2 separate regions of the Homo sapiens genome follow, and region 2 is linked to region 1. Evidence: chromatin loops called from intact Hi-C (ENCODE). Cell type or tissue: endothelial cell of umbilical vein. All regions are shown on one strand. Links, peaks and the distances in the headings refer to the core of each region. The heading gives the core; the rest is flanking DNA.

What was found. Peaks named below come from ENCODE experiments on the same cell type or tissue, not always from the same donor. Only the 100,000 strongest peaks of a DNase experiment are listed, where the experiment ranks them.
Region 2: a loop joins it to region 1, with 7 times the contacts of the local background. A loop is called at or near these places in 6 of 110 quality-filtered maps.

The regions. Positions count from the first base shown.
Region 1 is chrX:9,879,892-9,890,523 of GRCh38, reverse strand. All of the region lies in intron 2 of SHROOM2 (shroom family member 2), which reads right to left. Among named protein-coding and RNA genes, the nearest start is that of CLDN34, 82 kb to the left of the region's middle. In endothelial cell of umbilical vein, for the core only: a CTCF peak has its summit at 5,189 (motif pointing left); DNase peaks (open chromatin) are centred at 5,173, 6,303 and 7,533; H3K27ac peaks cover 2,812 bases.
Region 2 is chrX:9,935,771-9,946,402 of GRCh38, reverse strand. It overlaps SHROOM2 (shroom family member 2), which reads right to left. Exons shown (of 10, transcript NM_001649.4): 7 at 8,718-9,269; 8 at 7,037-7,208; 9 at 1,490-1,762. Among named protein-coding and RNA genes, the nearest start is that of CLDN34, 26 kb to the left of the region's middle. RefSeq lists enhancers at 3,840-3,919, 4,060-4,219, 5,257-5,756, 5,841-7,040. In endothelial cell of umbilical vein, for the core only: no CTCF peak of the experiment used is centred there; a DNase peak (open chromatin) is centred at 5,832; H3K27ac peaks cover 913 bases.

The DNA of each region.
Region 1 (10,632 bases), core at 885-8,884:
GGCAGGTGCACGGCACCATGTTCAGGGGTTGCCAGCTGAATCCAAACCCACACCTTCTTTTTAGATTTTTGTTCACCACCCATTTGCCCTAACGCAGAGTGGGAATCACAGGCTCTAGATGTGCAGCAGCCCTTATCTTTATTTTTATTTTATTTTTGAGACAGAGTCTCACTTTGTTGCCCAGGCTGGAGTGCAATGGCATGATCTTGGCTCACTGCAACCTGGGCCTCCCAGGTTCAAGCGATTCTCCTGCCTTAGCCTCCCAAGTAGCTGGGATTACAGGCGCTCACCACCACGCCCAGCTAATTTCTGTATTTTTAGCAGAGACCAGGTTTTACCATGTTGGCCAGGCTGGTCTTGAACTCCTGACCTCAAGTGATCCACTCACCTTGGCCTCCCAAAGTACTGGGATTACAGGTGTGAGCCACCACACTCAGCCAGCCCTTATCTCTAAAATGTGTTCCTCCATAAATATGGACAACTGTTAACTTGTCAATTTAAAATCTTACAAATGTAAAAATAAATAAAGAACATTTATTCTAAATAAATAAGTAAGCAAATGTTGCCCTCTCCCTGCCCCAGTATGAACACAAACAGCATCTCCTATCTTTTGCTGGAGAAAAGGTATATGGGTCCCTCAGGCGGCTGGGTCACACACAGTTCAGACAGCTTATCTGTGTCTATTTACCTAGGTAACAAAGTAAAGACAGCCACCTTCTGGTTAACTAAGACTAGTAGCCGCATCTTCCCCTGAGCCTCTTAGTCAACCAAAGATCCCCCCAGGGAGTCATGACAACCCACACCAAAAGGCTAAAGTCCCTTCAGCCAGGGCTCCTGAATATGGACGAGCTTTCCTGGGCTCCCCCGCCACAGTCCCCACCATCCCATGTGTGGCTTCTTAGTGTCTTGGCCACATCTGCCCAGATGTGATGAGGTGTGTCTGGTTAGAAATCCCAATGGATGTCGGTAATGCAATAGGGCCTCCAGGGGAACACTGCTGGGCGTGAGATCCTCCTCCCGAGCTCACTTCTCCAGCCTCATGGTAGGAAGCCAGCTTTACATTTCTCTAATTTGGGACAGAACTGACAGCTGATAACCCAATCAAGAATGGAGAACGAGCTCAAGCGGGCCTCTTTAAATACTTTGTGGAGATCAGATGTTTTTCCCAGCAGGCAAAAACATTAAAGAACATTATGCAATAAAGAACATTTTACAAAATAAAACTGAAAAGCATGTATAACACAAACCTTTCGATGACTCAGATCATTTTAACGAGGAAAAGTATACGGGTGGCAAAATGTGGAACATGCTGACTTTATGACAGTTTCCCAGGAACCAAAGAGAAAGTATAAAAGACAAATTCAGCACCCCATGGAAGGAAAGCAATTGTAAAACCCAGACTGTACCTCATGGAATTTCTCAAAATCCTCGTAAGGAAGGTTCTGGCCATGTGAATTTCATTTTCAGCTGGCTTTCTCTGTGCTATGACATCCACAACTTCTTTCATCTTCCTTTATAGTTAATTAATGAAGAAAATAAACTAGACTGACTGAAACTGGAGGAAAGGGGAGAAAAAGAGAAGGCTAGGAAAAGAAAACGTCTGACACTCAAGACGACGCTAGTTCAGCCCTGCTTCGGGAATAACTGGGCTACTAGCTGGTTTAGAGGGTCAGCAGTTCTCCATGGGTACAATAAAAGTTCTCCCAGATAAACTATCATTAGCAAGCACATATAAGAATATTAGCAACAGATTTTGTTCTCACAAAGTATGCATGCAAATGGCCGGGTGCTGTGGCTCACACCTGTAATCCCAGCACTTTGAGAGACTGCCGTGGGAGGATTGCTTTCGGCCAGGAGTTTGAGATCAGCCTGGGTAGCATAGCAAGACCCCATCTCAGCACAAAATTTAAAAATCAGCCGGGCGTGGTGGCGCGCATCTGTGGTTGCAGCTACTAGGGAGAATGAGGTGGGAGGATGATTTGAGCCCAGGAGGTTGAGGCTGTAGTGAGCCGTGTTTGCGCTACTGCACTCCAGCCTGGGGGACAGAGCAAGACCCTGTCTTTTAAAAAATATATACGTGTGACAGATTATGAGGAATCCAGTGACCGTGCCATGCCATGGCATGAGGAAGCCCAAGTGAGCCACGTGGATAAGGCCGTATGGAAAGCGACACCAGGCAGCCCCAGCTGTCGCCCAACCTCCTGGCCCCACGCACCAGACACAGGAGAGAAGGAAGTCATTTGCACGTATGGCCCCTGCAGAGGCAACGTGGAAAAAGACTGAGGAACCCAGCCAGCAGCCAGAACCAAGGCCCAAAGCTTCTGGGCATCTGCTGCTGCTCAAGCCAGCCCCGCGGAAGGCCCCTGTCATGGGGGAAGGGAGAGAGTGAGTCGCAGCTGTGCCCTGCCTCTATTCCTAGCTTTGGCCCTGGACAGATGGACATCAATCCCGGGTGTAGCCACTGACGAGTCAAGAGGGAGGAGGGAAGTCACTTATCCTTATTCATAAGTGGTTAATTTATTCAAAGTGACAAAATCCAAAGTTCAGTTCCTTGGTCATTCTGGCCACATTGCGAGTGCTCAATGGCCACATGTGGGTAGTGGCTACTGCCTGGGCAGCACAGATATGGAACATCTGCAGCCCTGCAGCTGGAGCACTGCCTTAGAGATGTAGTAACCCCATCTCAGCTGCATGGCAGGAATGCTGCTACGCCCCTGCGACTGTCTGCTGCCTGCAACCCTAGCACAGTGACTGTTTACACCGCCTCCCTCCCCAACCCTTCTATCATGTGCAGATAACTACCTTTTAGAGATTTTCTAGAGCATATTTTTAAATCTTGAAATAGCCAGCCCTAACACATAGCATGCTTCTGAGTACCTCCGTATAGGCCAATTGCTTTGTGCTCAATTTTACAACTAGAACTTCTGTTTGACACCACTAATTTTGGGGCCACTTTTCATGCAGCAAAGATGATCAAAATGGAGAGTAATCATCTTAAATCTGCTTTTAAAAACATAATAATTTTAATTTTTTATTTTTTGTAGAGATGAGGTCTTGCTATGTTGCCCAGGCTGGTCTCAAACTCCTGGCCTCAAGCAACTCTCCTGCCTCAGCCTCCGAAAGCACTGAGATTACAGGCATGCGCCACCATGCTCGGCCTTAAATCTGCTTCTGAAAATATCCAGGAAGTATCTTCCTCCCCATGTACACAAAGCTTCAGTTTGCAGAACTGTTTCAAATAAAATGAATCATCCCCATGCACCGATTCCTTAAATCCAAGTATGAAGAGAAATTAGCCCTTTAGCTTGGTCAGTTACATCGGGGAGACAGCAGCTTGCTGGTAACATTAACCTAAACCAGCAGTTAGCCAAAAAACCCAAAATACATCTCAACCTTCCACTGGCCTCAGGCTAAAATAAGAATTAATTCAGTGTTGCAAATGAATAAGGCAGTGACCACAGAAGCCTTCTAGCAGCTGAGAAGGCTAAACAATCCCGTTCCTGGACCAAAATCATTCTGTTGAAATCGGAACATTATGTTTTAAAACAAAATTGTAATAATAATATCATTTCAGATTTACTTTTACCTTAGAAGTTTATTCTATAATGATGATACTCAGCTTATATCTAATACAGACTTTAACAGCTGGCCATTTAGTCAAAACGTATACTGTTCCATGGGTGGAAGAATGGACAAACAAAATGTGGTCTATTCCATACAATGGAATATTACTTGTCAATGAAAAGGAAATTTTGACATATGCTACAACATGGAAGAACCTTGGGGATGGTATGCTACGTGACATTAGACAGTTACAAAAGGACAAATGCTGTATGATTCAACTTATATGAGGTACCTGATTTGTCAAAATCATGAATGCAGAAAGTAGAATGGTGGTTGCCAGGGGGTGGGGGAGGGGAGACTGAGAAGTTGCTGTTTAATGCATATAGAGCCTCTGTTTTGCAAGATGAAACAAGTTTCTGGAGATTGGTTGTATGATGTGAATACACTTAATGCTACTGAACATTACAATGGTTAGGATGGTAAATTTTATGTGTATTTTACCATAATTATCAACAACAACAAAAACCCAAAGTGTATATTGTGCATCTCCCATAGCTATGGGACATCCCTGTGGATGTGTCCATCGGCGGGGACAAAAAGATACAGGGTTGAGGTCAAAATGCAGGCCAGGGAAAGAGGAAGATAGGACAGTCCGAACAGGGGCGTCACAGCCAGAGAGGCTGATGGCATGGAAGAGGGCTCCCCATGGACGGGAATGCATGTGCAGAAGGCATCTTGGGTGGGAGTTGTCGGAGGCAGGCAGGGAACCTGCCTGGAAGTGAGACTTCCATGCCTTCAGAAAATGCATCTCACCTGGTTTATTCCTGCACAAGCACACACTCTTTCCAAACTGTCTGAAGAGAATGAGCAATGCTGTATGAGGCAATGAAAAAATGAAAACAAACCCAGAAGCTGCTTTTTAAAAAGATAATATACAGATATATGTGTTCTTACATATGACACGGTCAGCAGTTCTTATACGAATTGTGGCTTTTTTTTTTTTTTTTTTGACAGGCTCTCCCTCTGCCACCCAGGCTGGAGTACAGTGACGCAATCATGGCTCACTGCAGCCTCGACCTCCTGGGCTCAAGTGATCCTCCCGCCTCAGCCTCTTGAGTAGCTGGGACCACAGACACACACCACCACGCCAAGCTAACTTTTTGTATAATGAGAGATGGGGTATCGTTATGTTGCCCAGGCTGGTCTCACACTCCTGGGCTCAAGAAATCTGCCTGCCTCGGTCTTTCAAAGTGCTGGGATTACAGGCGTGAGCCCCTGTACCTGGCCTAGGGATAATTTTTTAAATAAGCAAATGAAGACACACAGTGAAAAGAGTTGCACTCTTTCTGCTTTAACTGAAGATATCTTGGTTACTGTGGACAGTGAAAATTTACTAATATATATGCTTTTTTTCTCAAGTCTTCTGAATTTCCTGGTGCATAATGAATGTATTTGGGGATCAAGCCGGGGTCAGAGTGGTTTCTGTTTGTTGGCACCTCTGAAATGGCTGGATTGGTGTTGATAAGGAGATGGTGGGGAGGACCTTCAGCCCCTACATGCTGGTCGCTCAATCACAGACCCGTGGAGTTGGGGACAGAGTGCTCTGGCGCCACCTAGAGCCCGCCTACACTCCCGGTCCCTCTGGCTGAGTTTCAAGGGCTCCCAGAAGGACTTGAGTAGACTGAAGGCTGTGGTGTTTCCTCCTGCACAAGCCACGCACTCTTTAAACACTTTAAACCACCTTGTCCCTAGAACCGTGGGTCTCATGTGCAGGACAGACATGTTTCTGTGTATTCCCTTTCATCCTGCAGACTTGACGAGTGCCTTTCTTTCCCCAGTCTGCCTGGTTTTGTGATCATTCTCCCAAGCCATTATCATTTAAAAATTTTATTTATTTAATTCAAAAATTTTTTAAAGAGATGAAGTCTCATCATGTCACCCAGGCTGGTCTTGAACTCCTGGGCTCAAGCAATCCTCCCACCTCGGCCTCCCAAAGTGCTGGGATTACAGGCATGAGCCACCACACCCAGCCCAGGCCATTATCATTCTTCCAAAACATAATGTTTAGCCAATGCATACTATTCCTTTCATATAACAAAACACCATGGTATCGACAATATCGAGTTTTCTGGTACTCCAGATGGAATGATTCATTCTAATGGTGGGTTCCCCTGAAATCCCTTCCCCATGGATTGTATACCAAACTTCATTGAAACTTACTTCAATTTTTTAGAGTAATTTTATATGCTAGGTAGTGTTTGGGTTTTTTTTTTTTTTTTTTTAAAGGACAGGGTTTAGAACACAAATATAAAAAAATGCTAGGATGTCATTGAACATTAAGAACAACAGCTGTATGTTTGAGCCCAGGAGTTCAAGGCTGCAGCGAGCTATTATTGCACCACTGTTCTTCTGCCTGGGTGACAGAGCAAGACTCCATCTCTAAAAAAAAAGAAAGAACAGATTAGATATCAAATATCCTGTTTTATTTTTAAAAGGAATTATTACAAGAACTGCTTCAATGAAATCTTTATTATTCACAAAGAGCAGAATTCCTTCCCTTCCCTCAAACTAAAAAAAAAAAAAAAAAAAAAGAAAAGAAAAAAAAAATCACGAGTGTTGGGTTATTTTCCTAACCTTTTAGAAGAAAGCAAAGAAGCACCTCCTCCCAAGACAAATAGTTTGTGTTTCGTGCCCCCAGCTAACTAAGTGCACAGTAAGAGCACTGGCTGGAGGCCAAGGCAGGGTCTGGGAGGGGAGGCGCCTTGGCCTGCTGGGAGCCTACGGTCTGAAACACAGGCCCACCTGGTCCCCCTGCCTGGAAACTGCGATGGGGGGCGGGGGGTGTTGGTGGTATTACATACGTGGGGGGCTTTTGGCCTACACTGGGAGCTGAGGAACGTTTTGTGGGAAAACAGATAAATAATAGTTTCTAAGGGCTTCTTGGAGATAAGGAAGAGCAGGTTTTGAAAGAAGAGTCTGCAGTTGGAAAGGCCTTGCAGATACCGGTCCAGGATGGGAAGCCCTGGAAACAGTCTGGGGGCCTCAGGGACTGTGACAAGCTTCCTGATGTCAGACCCCAGGGTCTGGGGAGAAGGGAATTTACCTGGCAATTGCTCACACTCTTCTAATCCTTTAAACAAAAACCACCTCTCTGCAAACATCAAATGAACCCCAGCTCTGACTCTGCTTCCTTCCTTTTCCTGCCAATCCTCCGGAAGGCTTCTTCCTCTCCCAGTCTGCCTGCACCTCCTGCCAGATCAGTCTCCCTGCATGCAACACAGCCCTGGCCAGGTCTTGCCCTCACTCTAGAACCATCAGCTGCTCCCAGTTTCCACAAAAGGAAGTCCATGCTCCTAGGTTCTCTGTGGTCTAGTCCAGGGGTTCTCAGAGCATGCTCCCTGGGCCGGCAGCGTCTGTAGCATCTAGGGTCTTGGCAGATAAAGCAAATTCTCATTTCCCCAAGACCAAGGAAGTCTGGGCTGCAGTGGGACAGGAGTGTCTGCACCACCTGAGCAGCTGTGTGTGAGCCACTGGGTGCTGGCCCCATCCTACGTTTCCACCTCCCTCTCCCAAGCCTCCCCCTCTACTGTTCTCACTAGAACTTCCAGCTATGGCTTCCAGCTTTGGAGCACCTAGTATGGCTGGCAGACGTTTATATCTGCCTCTCAAAACTGGCTCAGCTACAAAGGATCGCTCCGCTGGCCTGTCCTCAGCAAAGACTTTCCTGGATCAACTTCCACCCTTCCTTCCTCTCTGAGTCCGCACTTGTGAGAGCTCTTCAGCCCACTCAGCTGCAAGCTCCTGGAAGACGGGACCTAAAGGAATGATTTTAACCACGTGGTGGGAGTGCTTCTCACATACATCACATGAATGTATACAAGTACGCCAGAGCACTCTAGAAATGGTTAACTCTGCATGTATTTTCTATAAGAAAAGTCGCCCCCTAAAGGCACTGTGGGAAGATTTATATGCAGTGTCTTTTCCCAGGCAGTGGTGCGGCAATGCCTGCGTGAATGGTGACATCATGTCTGATAAAGTCTATGGTCCTAGGAGATAAGAGGCAAGTAGTTCCTGCTTTTAAACATGAAGAGAACTGAGGCAAGATAAAAATTCCCAAATGACCTAAGTAGCTGAAACTGAGACATCAGAGCCTCATTGTAAGCAAACGCCAGGGCCCAGCAGCAGCATTCACGTGGGGTGAGAGCCCCAGAGTTGCTCTCCACCTGGCCAGCCTGCCTGCCTCACCCCTAGCAAGAGCGTGCCCCGCCTCTGGCCTCCACCTCTGGTGTTCAACCTGGGTCCTATGGCAGAAAAGACTGCAGAGGAATGCCACAGAAGCCACAGGCAGAACCGAGCGGCACAGAACAGAGGAGTGGAGCAGACCCGAATGACTTGTTTTTCCCATTAACCTCTGTAATGTTCATTTCTATAAACCCATTACTGTTGGAAAGAAAAGGAAAAAAAAAGACGATCGCTGTCCCAGTATCCAAACCACTTGTGTTCAACCATATATATGCCCCAGGTGTCAAATCATCATTTCATTCAGCTTGATGTTTTAAAAAGGGCACCCACACAATTTCCTGGCTATGTTTCAACAGAATGAATTTGTTGGCAAAGAAACTCAGCACATTCAAGTGTGCAGTCATTAATATGACTCGTTTTATATAGCCCTAAGGATGAACACCACGGATATAAGAAAAAAGACACAAAAAGTTTAACTTGTTGAGTCAACATATCAGTATACACATGGCAAAAGCCATACCAAAAAAAAAAAAAAAAAAGCAACAAGGGATTGCAGACTGCTGTTCTCTAAATGCTATGCTATGTATAAAGCGCTCTAGCCATGTAAATAGACGCAAAGGGAAAGGAAAGAGATTTCAAGAAACAATCTCCCCTAGCCCTTTGTGGAATTCTGCCCACTAGAGCTCAGCAAACAATATCCCCACCTAGCCCTTTCTGATGTTCTGCTCATTACATAAAGCCCATAATAATTTACTGTATTTTTACTCAATTTGTCCTCAAATTCCCTTCCCAGAGCCCATGGTTACTCAAGGTACTAGAAGAGTTAAGAAGATACTCTTCATAGAAAAACAAAAACCAAGGTATAGAGAAGAGATACGAGGTTTAGGGAAAGTAACCAATAAAAGAGACTTTACAGTCACAGCACAGCAAAGAAACATTGAGCCCAGACCATGAAAAGAGATGAAACTCAGTGGCAAAATCGGGGAGGCAGAGGGAGGAAGGTCCACGAATTCCTCTGAATGCAAAGTTACAGGCACTACCACCACAGGTGAACTGAATGTGGCAGTAGTGAAATGCTATTACAACTAAATCACATTTCTCCAAAGGAAGCTTGTGCTTTTATTCCAAACTTTTTACAGATCCTATACACATTCAGAGAACTATTAAATACCACTGCACATGTGGTCACTATGGTAAGCCAGACGTCCACTCACATGGGATCGACATATGCCGAATGGCTGATAAAAATCTTCCCTTATTTGATCACTTATCATCTCACCGAGAGGGTGGCAGGCATCCTTTTCTTTGCAAGGGCATTGAGCCAGAGAACATTCCTCTGTGTCTTTACATTTAATAAACCACCATGTCATAGTTGGCAAATCAAAGTAGTGAAATCACTGAAGAAAGATCTGATTCCTTCCTCTTCTTTGTCATTTACTATAACTGCAGACCAATGACCTTGCTTTCCGTACTATTAAAGGCAAGCACACCCACAACCAGCAGAGTAAATGGTACAACTACCCTCCGTGGTGCAGAGAACTGTTGCTACCTGCCCTGTCCATGACGCTGGCTACCTTACCAAAACATGGTCTGGACGTCGGAACTACTCGAGTTATTTAATCAGCCCACTTCACCTCCCCATCAATGCTGTCATGACTACCATTCAGCAAAGCCTTCTGAGCACTCTCCTTAAACATGCCACTCCATTCCATTCCAAAGGCCTTTGGACTCTAACTGCCACAAACAGGCTTTCTTTAACAATAAAACCAAGTTATCAGGCAACTATTCTAAATGGTTTTTATGAGGATTTGGTTCTAAAAGTACCTTCAGATAGCCAAGACGTAGGAACGCATCTTGCAGTTGGGGACAGGAGGGGTTTGAGTGTGTGTGGGTGGGAGGGAGACATGGGATGAAGTTGTTTTCATTATGGAGCATTTTCTTTGTGTGAATAAATTAGCAAGTGACATTAAAACAAACAAACAACAACAACAAAAAAAACAGGCTTTTGTTACAGATAAGGTATGCCCCTCACTTTGTAGAAAGGGCCAAGGCTGTGTCGGGTACTTCATTTCTTCCCCCAAACTCTCCCACCTTGGAACCAATGGGTGTTAGTGGTAACCGGGCTTGAGGTGACAGTTCTAAGAAGAGGCGACATTTACTCCGCCTTTATGACCTGCCGGGCAGCCATCGCTCATGGCTCTGCCAATATCACCTCTCCCTGCCCCTTGGCAACACACTGAAAGCACGTTTGTCTCCATCTGGACAAAGCGGCCAGTGCAGGGCAGAGCATGCCACAGCGTGCCAGTGCCACCACAGCCAAGGACGGGATGGACAGAGAGGGGACCCGCTCAGTGTGCTCCATGTGGGACAGACAGAGCCTTTGGGGACGTCTCGACCTGCAAAGGCCTCATCTACCTGTCCTTTAGGGGTGACTGCAAGGGCGAGTGGCACACTGGACAGAAGCCACATGTGGGCCTCCTGCCCTGCTAAGCCCACTAAGAGGTCAGCACGTGATCCCAGGGGCCCTTGGTGTCTGCTGGGCTGCTGCCTCTCGCAGGACACTACCTCCCAGATGACAGACACCAAGACCTGTCCCCAGATCCCTGCGCCCTCAAGTCTCAAGAGAGGACATTCCCAGAGTCTGCTCTCAAAATCTCACCAGAACACTCTTCTTTCCAAGCCAATAGCAAACTGGGAATTCAACCAGTGTAGATCAACCTTTTCTCCTAAAGCTCAGGGCTTTCAATTTGGTGGATCTCATTACAGCTGCTCTGTTTTAAAAAATAAAAGTCTACATCATTTGTGGAACCGATAAAAAAATAAAAG
Region 2 (10,632 bases), core at 1,258-9,257, 56 kb before region 1:
TCTCCCACCTGCCTCGAATGGTGAGCAGAAGAGTCACCAAGGGACTCACAACGACAGAATTCTGAGATGCTGCAAAGGGCAAAGGACTGCGGGGCCCTCTTGGCGTCAAGGTCCGCTCCATGGGAACACCGTGGGACAGCTGGCCACATGGGTGGACTCGAGAGGAATTCAGGGTAGGCTTACTAAATGCTCCTGGCAGGAGGAGGAGAAGCCCCCGAGCCTGCAGAGCATATCTGCACACAAGGAAGCCTGAGGGTGGAGAAGACGCAGTGCTGTGCACGGGTGTCGGCCAGCAGCCCCCTCGGGCACGGTGCCACCCTGACCTAGCTAGTTCCACGACACAGTTACTAAGCACTCGGCTGAGTGCAGAAGGGCACCGTCTCCAAGCCCAGCGCCAGGACAGCGTTCTGCGTGGCCCAAATCACCCTCACCTGGAGAAAGGGGAAGGGTGCTTCTTCTGCTCCCCTTCTGAGAGAGGTTAAGATGTTTTATTCATGATACAGATGAACATTCTGAAGGCCTGTTCTGTGCAAACAAAACTAGCTGTTTTACTGATATTTGGCCTATGAGGTAAAAGCCAACGAGGCAGCTATTATTTCTCTTGGTTCATATGTGAAAGGACGAAAAGACAGACCCACTGAGAAACGCCTTGAAGTTAGATGCACTGTCTGCTTCCTTCTAGACTGATACATGCCCTCTTGTTAAATCACAGCTACAACCACCACAAGAAAATAGCTATCATTGAGTACTTACGATCGTCAGCAGGCAGGCATGTCTGTTACGGACTTATACATGGTAAAAGAAAAGTAAAAACAACAACAACATGATTTTTCTAAGAAGAGACAATTATCAGTAAGAGTCAATAGGAATATCTAAAAAGATGTTAAAAAGAGGTAACAGTTCTTTGAGAAGATCCCGCAACCCTGCAGTCCAATGACGGTTCAACTCCCTGCATCTGATAAGCACCTTTTCCCCTCAATTAAAAGGAAGGAGGCCAGGCACAGTTGCTCACACCTGTAATCCCAGCACTTTGGGAGGCTGAGGTAGGCGGATCACTTGAGCTCAGGAGTTCCAGACCAGCCTGGCCAACATAGTGAAATCCCATCTCTACCAAAAAAATACAAAAATTAGCCAGGCATGGTGGCATGCACCTGGGAGCTCAGCTACCCGGGAAGCTGAGGTGGGAGAATCTCTTGAACCTCGGGAGGCAGAGGCTGCAGTGAGCCGAGATCGCACCACTGCACTCCAGCCTGGGCAACAGAATGAGACCCTGTCTCAAACAAACAAACAAACAAACAAACAACTAAAGAAATATAAAAGGAAGGAGAGGGTATAGAGCGTGCACTGTCTCGACAAGGTCTGCAGGAGGAGGTGGACAGGCCATGTGGAAGCTATGCTAGGCTCCAAGGAGCTGACTTTCACGACACTTGAAAAACAGCCTTCCCACGAGACCACCCCCCATTTCCAAGTCAGACGTATCTGCATTTACCCGATCACCGGGAGAAGCGCCGTCGTCCAAATTATTGAGGGCATTCTCCACCCGGGCCAGGCGGCCTGACAGCGACAGCAGGAGGTTCACCACTTTGTCCAGGTCTCCAATGAACATCCGGAACTTGTCAAACTCGCTGGGCTTGCAGACGCCTTTCACGATGGCCTCCACCTCGGCCCCCAGCACGGTGTTGGCCTGCACGTCCTCCAGCAGGCTCTCGCGGGCCTCCCGGAGCACCTGCAGCTTGCGGCTGATGCTCTCGATGAGCTCCTGCTGTTGGGCACGGGATGGCAAGGGAACACGGAGACACTGGTTAGGCCGGCCCCCACCCCGGCCACACTGCTCACTGCCACCTTGGCGCACCTACGTGAAAGGTGCAGCTGACCTGCGTGAAAGCTCACTTTTGCATCACCAAATAATAGGGGATTTATACGACTAAGGGAAAGAAGAATGACTCCTAATGGCACTATTGGCATTTAAAAATAAAATAAACCTGTTCTCGTTCTGTTCATGCCCTATTAGAGAACGTCGGAGTTGTGGCCCCGATGCTCGTCATGGTAGATGCAGTTTCAACCCATATCTTTGGAAGGAGTCACAGACCTATGTATTCTGTCCTTTGGAATTTTCTAATTTAAAGATTCACATAGAGAGAAAGTAGTGAGTCTTATGTCCAGCACCAAATTCCGTGATTAGTTATGTGTCCTGTACATATAATTATTGTCACTAGCAATTATTTTTATTTATTTAATTTTTATTTTTGAGACAGGGTCTTGCTCTGTTGCCCAGGCTGGAGTGCAATGGCCTCCCGGGTTCAAGCAATTCTCGTGCCTCAGCCTCCTGAGTAGCTGGGATTACAGGCGTGCACCACCACACTTGGCTAATTTTTGTATTTTTAGTAGAGATGGGGTTTCACCATGTTGGCCAAGCTGGTCTTGAACTCCTGACCTCAGGTGATCCACCCGCCTTGGCCTCCCAAAGTGCTGGGATTACAGGTGTGAGCCACCGGGCCTGGCCTAGCAATTAAAATTTTAATTGCTAAAGAGAAAAAAAAAGAAAAAAAATTTTAATTGCTAATACTAGCATATAAAAATTAAGACCAATAAAGGGATACGAATGAACTTAACAGTCTTTTACTATAACCTACTGATTTCAACTTGACCAAAATGCAAACAGATGACTGTTTTCAAAATTGTAGTAAAATATATGTAACATAAAGCTTGCCATCTTGACCACTTTTCAGAGCATAGTTCTGTGGTGTGTGGTACATTCATGCTGCGATGCACCTGTCACCACCATCCGTCTCTAGAACTCTGTCATCTTCCCCAACTGAAACTGCGTAACTATTAGACACTAACACTCTATGCCCTTTCCCACCAGCCTTCTAAATGATGACCTTTTTTCTACTTGTTTAGAGAAGCGGTCTTGCTATGTTGCCCAAGTTGCAGTGCAGTGGCTACTCACAGACATGATCATAGTGCACTACAGCCTCAAACTCCTGGCTTCAAGTGGTCGTGCCCTGATTCCATAATCTATGGGTAAAATGACCAGCCGGATGAGCATTAGGCAGGAAAAGTCAACCCCACAGCAGGAGAAACATGTGCCAGATACGAGGCAGCCTATTTCCTGATTGCGTGAGGTCTTTCCCTCACATGGATGCATTTATTTTATTTTATTTTATTTTATTTTTTGAGACAGGGTCTCACTCTGTTGCCCAGGCTGGAGTGCAGTGGCATGATCACCACTCACTGCAGCAGTGACCTCCTGGGCTCAACCAATCCTCCCACCTCAGCCTCCTAAGCAGCTAGGACCATAGGCATGCACCACCACACCCAGATAATTTTTTTATTTTTGTAGAGACGGGGTCTCTCCATGTTGCCCAGGCTGGTCTTAAACTTTTACCTGCCCAAAGCAAGATCTAATCTTCCCCAACCTTTCCATAAAGAAATCCTCCACCGCCTTGAATGAATGCAGGTCTTAAGATCCCCATATTCCTGAAGGGTCCTGCGGCACACCTAGGGGGAAGGAACGCTACACAGAGAGGCCAACAAGAATCTCAACAGGCAGACCTTGTGGCTTTCTCCTCGGTCTGTTAGGACTGGATTGTAGTCTTTTTGTCCAATCACATTTCTACACAGATTTCTATCAGGCCTATCCAATGAAGGCTCCATAAAAGGCCCAAGAAGACGGGGCTGGAGACTTCCTGACAGGTGAAGACAAGAAGGTTCCTGGAGGGTGGAGCACCCAGGGAGGGCATGGAAGCTCTTCCGCACCCCTTTCCCCATGCCTCGCCCTACACATCTCTTCATGTGTATCCTTTGTAACATTCTTTATCATAGATGTAAATGTTTCCCTGAGTTCTGTGAGCCACTCTAGCAAAGTAATGGAAACTAAAGAGGGGGTCATGGGAACCCCAACTTGAAGGTGGTTGGTCAGAAGTCCCTGAGACTCAGACTTGCGACTGGTGTGTGTGGGGGGTGCAGTCTTGGGGACTGAGCCCTCAACCCGTGGGATGAGACGCTACCTCCAATTTGACAGTGTCACATCTGAACTGAATCAGAGGCCACCCAGCTGGTGTCTGCTGCAGAAGTGACTGCTCGCTGGGTGTGTGGGAAACCCCCCTCACACATGTGGTCACCGAAGTCTTCTGTGTTGGTTGCTGTGGCGTGAGAGCAGAGGAAAAGTGGTTTGTGCCTTTTCCTACTCACTACCTATCTGGAGAGACTGTTTAAGTTGAGAATCTCACAGCTGAGAATGTGGCCAAATTTTAGATAGTCATCACTTGAGGGAAAAGCACAAAACAGGAAACAGGCATGAAGAACTTCCCAAATTCCTGATACCAATGCTAGCCTGAAGGAAGACTGCAAGCAATGCAGGGAACTGTGGATAAGGAAGGACGCCCGCCAGGGCTGCTCAGGAATTTTTTTTTTTTTTTTTTTTTTTTTGAGACGGAGTCTCTGCTCTGCCACCCAGGCTGGAGTGCAGTGGCGCTATCTCAGCTCACTGCAAGCTCCGCCTCCCAGGTTCACGCCATTCTCCTGCCTCAGCCTCCCGAGTAGCTGGGACTACAGGCGCCCGCCACCACGCCTGGCTAATTTTTTGTATTTTTAGTAGAGACGGGGTTTCACCATGTTAGCCAGGATGGCCTCGATCTGCTGACCTCGTGATCCGCCCACCTCGGCCTCCGAAAGTGCTGGGATTACAAGCGTGAGCCACCGCGCCCGGCCGCTCAGGAAATTTTCAGTGCCATTATTCTTCAGCAATTACGGAAATGTAGATTTTATACTGGTGCATGAACATGTGCCCTCAAAACCTACCTCAGCTGAGCTAATTTGAAACTGGGCTCTCTGAAAGGAGTCCAGATTTCTTTATTGGTTCTTTTACATGTCATATGCAAATTTTTATTGAAACCATTTCCCCTTTGTTAAAGGGCCATTGTATAAAGAACAGCCGTTGGCTTTCAAAGATTTCTGAGACAAGACCTGGCCTGGGACAGTGAACAGATCAGTGGCTGTCCACACCACCCAGGGTGCTGAAGGGCTCACCACTGTGGTCCATACTGTCTGGCAGGCCCATCTGCTATTTCTTGCAGTGCGTGGCTTTCCAGGAGGCTCAGGTAAGAGCCTGCAACAGTAGAGACCAGGCACACAGCCACTCTCATCCCTCCACTAAGAATGAGCCCTGGGCCATTCATTCCCTTCCTCCACCTTTTGTTCCCTTCTATAGGGGAAACAAGGTCTATTCTGTCTGGGCCCTGCACTCACCTCCTGGTTCCAGGGAAAAGCCATAATTCTCAAAGATTCTAAACTTAAACCAATCAGCTATCTGGTTCAACTCAACATGGTGCCCTCTTTTCTGGGCAGAGTCCTTCTGAGCTGCCCCAAGTATAAAACCATATCTTGTCATCTCTGCGTGATGCTTCTCTACCAGCCACCAGAGCCCCCTGCTGCCTCCCTGCCTGGGGCTTCCACTCTCTCAACTCTGTCCTTAGTCTTCTCCTAAAACAGAGGGTTCCCTGATTTGGCTCTCAGCTCTATGACCACCTAGCAATGCTGTGACTGAGACAACTGTGGTCGCCCTGGGAATGTTGGAAGCCTACGGAATTAGGGTCTCATATGTTCCCCTGAAGCAGCTACAGAGCAGGTGGCCTGCTAAGTCCCCATCTGCGCTATGCTCGCTTCCTCCCTGAACACGCCTCCGCCTGTGCACGCGTTGCAGGAATGTGCGACATCATAAGCGTGTGGCTGCGGGAAAGCAGGGAGAAAATGTAATGCAGCAGTGGCCGCTTTGTCCAATCAAGCAGGAAAACAGGACCGCTGAGTCATCAGCACCATAGAGAGCTGGGATGTACAGCATGTGCTTCTGGTGCAGGTGCCCAACTCACACTTGCTGAACTAAAGTGAGGCCAACTTCCAGCCCACAGTGACTCACTCAGTTCCGGAGCCACACTTCTGGTGAGGCGGCTTCCCAGCATCTCCAGCCTCCCAAAGCAGGTGGACAGAGTGCCCCACAGATGAGGGCGGCAGAATCAAGGCATGCCGCTTCTGAAATTCATTATATCATGAAAAACAAAGGCATGCGAGCAAAGAATGCAGTTCTCTAAACCTAGGGTGTGACCCAAATTCAAATGGTCCAGATGGTATGATTTTCCTGGTTCTGTGTGGAAAAACCGAACATGTTTTGGATTCTTTATTATTTTTTAAAAGAGGAATGTGCAACCAGAATGAAGCGAATGGTACCGTGTGCCAGATGGAGGGCCCGTAAAAGCCCCAAGACCTAAACCCTTAATTTTCATTTCCCTTTTTAATACCTTGAACCAAAAAGTTACCATCTTCCAGCCCGGAAGCAGTGGCTCACGCCTGTAATCCCAGCACTTTGGGAGGCTGCGGTGGGTGGATCACTTGAGGTTCGAGACCGGCCTGGCCAACATGGTGAAACCCCATCTCTACTAAAAATACAAAAATTAGCAAGGCTTGGTGGCAGGTGCCTGTAATCCCAGCTACTCGAGGGGCTGAGGTAGGAGAATTGCTTGAACCCGGGAGGCAGAGGTTGCAGTGAGCTGAGAGTGTGCCACTGCACTCCAGCCTGGGTGACAGAGGGAGACTCTATCTCAAAAAAAAGTTACCACTTTCTAATTTGAAAATAATTTTCCTTTATCTGAGGCAGGGGGATCGCTTGAGGCCAGGAGGTCAAGGCTGCGGTGGGCCATGATTGCACCATTGCACTCAAGCCTGCACGACAGAGCAAGACCCTGTCTCAAAAATAAATAAATAAGATAAAATGAAAGAGAATGGTGACTAAACTAATTTGACATTGGATCCTATTGAAACAGCAAAGAGACGTTTGTGGAATGGCTCAAGATTAGGACATAGAACTAACAACAGAGGGCTTCACTAATATCACCTCAAATTCCACTGTCCTGAGTGAAAGCTGAACACAAACGCCCTGGGACACGTGGTGCAGGGTCTGCGCTGGGGCAGGATGGTGTGATCCGGATGCCTGCCCCTGCCTGGACACGCACACGCTGTCATTTGGAATGGACTCTCCTACCTTCTTCACCGACAGGTCGTGGTCCAAGTCGCTTCCCGAATCCTCTTCGTGCTCCTGCTGCTCCTGCAGGTCCTTCATCTTGATCAGCAGCTCCGCCTTGGGGGCCGACGTGCTGTAGTAGGTAGAATTGGTGGCCAGGGACACGGCCGCAGGCACGCTGGGCTCCTCTTTCCTGGGTAAAGGTGTGGGAACTTCAATGAGCTGGGACTGTGCACGCAAACAGCCCCTCTGCCCCACCCCCTGGGTTGTGACAAATCAACACTGGTGCTCACGAAAGGACACCAGCCAGGGAGATGAGACAGCCAAAGGGGGAAAAGTAAGTAGGTAACAAGGTTAAAACTAAAAACCATCAACCCTGTCAAATGGATACTCGTAAGTGTATGAAACATAGTTTTTAAAAAAGGCAAAAACTCAAATAAGCAGGAATATCTAAGAATCTCTGCTACAGAGGTGAGAGCACAGATGATCTCTACCAGGAGCCTGGGTTGATGAGGACAAGGACATGTGTGACGCTATCTACAAACACCAACCCTTCTCCCTTCCTCCCAGCAGCCCTGTCGGCGCCCTCCTGCCTGGGTCCACTTGGTCCAGCTGCTCCTCCTTGGCTGTGTGTCATACCCACTCCACCTTCCTACCCATGAATGACGCTGTGCTGGCAGAACATATGTCAGCAGCAGGGAAGATGCCACCACGCATGCCTTTGTGGTCAAGTGGCTGAAGGAGATACGCTGAAAGTGCTACTTACAAAACCAATTAAAATACATTTGTTCAGGCAGGTGTAAATTGTCGTAATTTTTTTTCATTTCTATTTCAAGAGATGGGGTCTTACTCTGTCACCCACACTGGAGTGCAGTGGCACCATCATAGCTCACTGCAGCCTCCAACTCCTGGGCTCAAGTGATCCTCCCACCTCAGCCTCTCGAGTAGCTGGGACTACAGGTGTCTACCACCACGCCTGGCTAATTTTTTGTACTTTTTGTAGAGACTGGGTTTTGCCATGTTGTCCAGGCTGGTATTGAATTCATGGGCTTAAATGATCTGCCTACCTCGGTCAGCCAAAGTGCTGGGATTACAGGTGTGCACCACTGTGCCTGGCCAAATTATAATAAATTTTTTAAATGCAGATGTAAAAAAATTTCAAATAAAGTTTTAAAAAAACATTTCATAAAGAAACACATATATATTCAATCTAAGCCTTCATTCTCATGTTGGCACTAGGGACACGTGGGGGCTGGATGACTCTCTGTGGGGGGGGCCCTCCTGTGCACTGTAGATGTTGAGCAGTGTTCCTGGGCTCCACCCACCAGATGCTTGGAACACCCCTCCCCACAGTGACATTGCCAACTGTCCCCCAGGGTAGACAGCGGCCCCCACTGAGAACAGCTGTCTTACGAGAAAGGAGACCTGTGGGCATCATCAGAAATCCTGCTGGCCTCAGGCCAAGGCAGCTTGGTGGTCTGCAGTGTGTATTTTCATGTCAGGCCCAAAGCCGTTAACCCTCCATTTCTCTTTCCGGAGGCTCACAAAAAAGCCAAAAAGTGCTAAGCATCGAGGAGCCCTTATGAAAACCCGTCTTCCCCAAAAGCACGCATGAAAACAGAGAGGCAGACCCCCTTCCCTTTACAAGCCTAAGAGATGCCAGGCAGAGTCACGCCCAAGCTGGGAGGCCACGCCTACTCACCTCTCCTCTGTGCTTCTAGGAGAGGGGATTTTGGGGAGCAGCTTCCTCCGTTGCTGGGCTTCTTCCAGGAGGTGCTCGTCTTTGGGGAAGATGCCTTCCATCAAGTCCATAGTGGTTTTGATCTTCACACTGGGATCCAGGATGTCGGCCAGGGACTTATCCTTCCCCACGATCTCCCTGGCCAGCTCCTCCGACTTCAGGTCTTCCACAGTCTTCTCTTTGGCCTTCATGTAGCTGAGCCCTGGAGGGGAGGTGCAGCGGTCTTTCTCGGGGGGCACCTGGGTGCCCAGGGGCTGGGGCTCAGCCGGCTGGGCCCTATGTGGGGCCTCGGGCTCAGCACCCTGCCGCGTGTACAGACAGAAGCGCGAGTAGAACTGCTCAGATGTGCTCAGCGTCTTGATCTGGTCTTTCTCCAGCCCGTGGGGCAGGGCAGGTGGCTCGGCGGGGCATGCCAGGCTCTGGCGGCTCTCCTTCTCTGGCTGGCTCTCCGAGTGCACGATCTTGATGGGCACCATCTTCACCGTGGTGTTGTTGTCCATCACCCGCTCAATTCTGGAAGATGAACAGTCTGCTGAAATCGCAAAGCATGCTCCAGCCACAGACCCTGATTGACGTGTCCCCTGCCCTCCCCTCTGGATGGGAACCTGACTCAAAGGCACTAGCCAGCCACCCAACTCGAAGGAGCCTCCATGATCCCACATCCTGGATGAGGCAGAGGCCTCAAGAAGCTCCCTCTGACTCCTACCTCCGCCTTCCAACCACAGCATCCTTTCTATGCTCAAACCGCCAATGCCACCCCTGAGGCATCCCAAGGTGTCCTCCAGGGGTTCGTGGAGGGCTGTGAGGACTATTTAATACCATTTGTCATTCCGCAGATGATAATGCAAACTTCAACAAGCCCTGTTGGGTTAAATGTTCTTTTGTAGGGGAAGCCTGCAGTGGATGGGCATTTTCCAGGATTCCCATCCGTCCTTAGGTTGGTGCAGGCCCGCGGGTTCCTGCGTAGTTCTCAGGGCCTGGGGAGGGCTCCTCTCCGGAGTGGCCGTGCTTGGAGTCAGGCCAAAGCCCCCCACCACCCCACTTGGGAGAACCTCCTGTGCCATATGCAGGACAGCCCACCCAACACTGTCCTTGTACCCCCCGCCCGCTGTGCTTCAAGCTAGCGTTGCACAGATTTGCACACCAGTGAGATACGATCTCGCAGTAAGCAGCGAGTCATCGGTTCTGTATTACTTCCAAAGGGCACAGTTTTGCTTTTTTTTTAAAAAAGTGTCAGCCAGATGTGGTGGGTCATGCCTGTAATCCCAGCACTTTGGAAGGCCGAGGCGGGTGGATCACTTGTGGTCAGGAGTTCGAGACCCACCTGGCTAACATGGAGAAACCCTGTCTCTACTAAAAATACAAAAATTAGCCGGGTGTGGTGGTGCGCACCTGTAATCCCACCTACTCGGGAAGCTGAAGCATGAGAATCGCTTGAACCTGGGAAGCAGAAGTTGCAGTGAGCTGAGATCAGTGACCTGAGATCACACCACTGCACTCTAGCCTGGGCAACAGAGCAAGACTCCATCTCAAAAAAAAAAGAAAAGTTTCTGGATGAAAGGGACTAGAGAGGTACCTAAAGCATCCCTGGGAGACTGGGGGAGAGAGAACAGGAGGAACAGGCCCAGCAATGCCACAGTCCCTTGTCTGGGGCAGCCCTGCACCTGCTGCTCTCAGCGGCACCGTGCTAGACCATGCTGACCAGGGCCATCTCAGCCAAGAGCTTTTCAGAGCACTGGAGAAGCAGCCCCATATGCTGGTGGTCAGGAGGGAAGCAAAAAGAAACAGGCCAAACTCCACAACCCCAAATTAGGATGTGTTTCTAATGAAGTCAACCCAAAACTGCCCCTACGATGTTACACAAATGTATCCAATT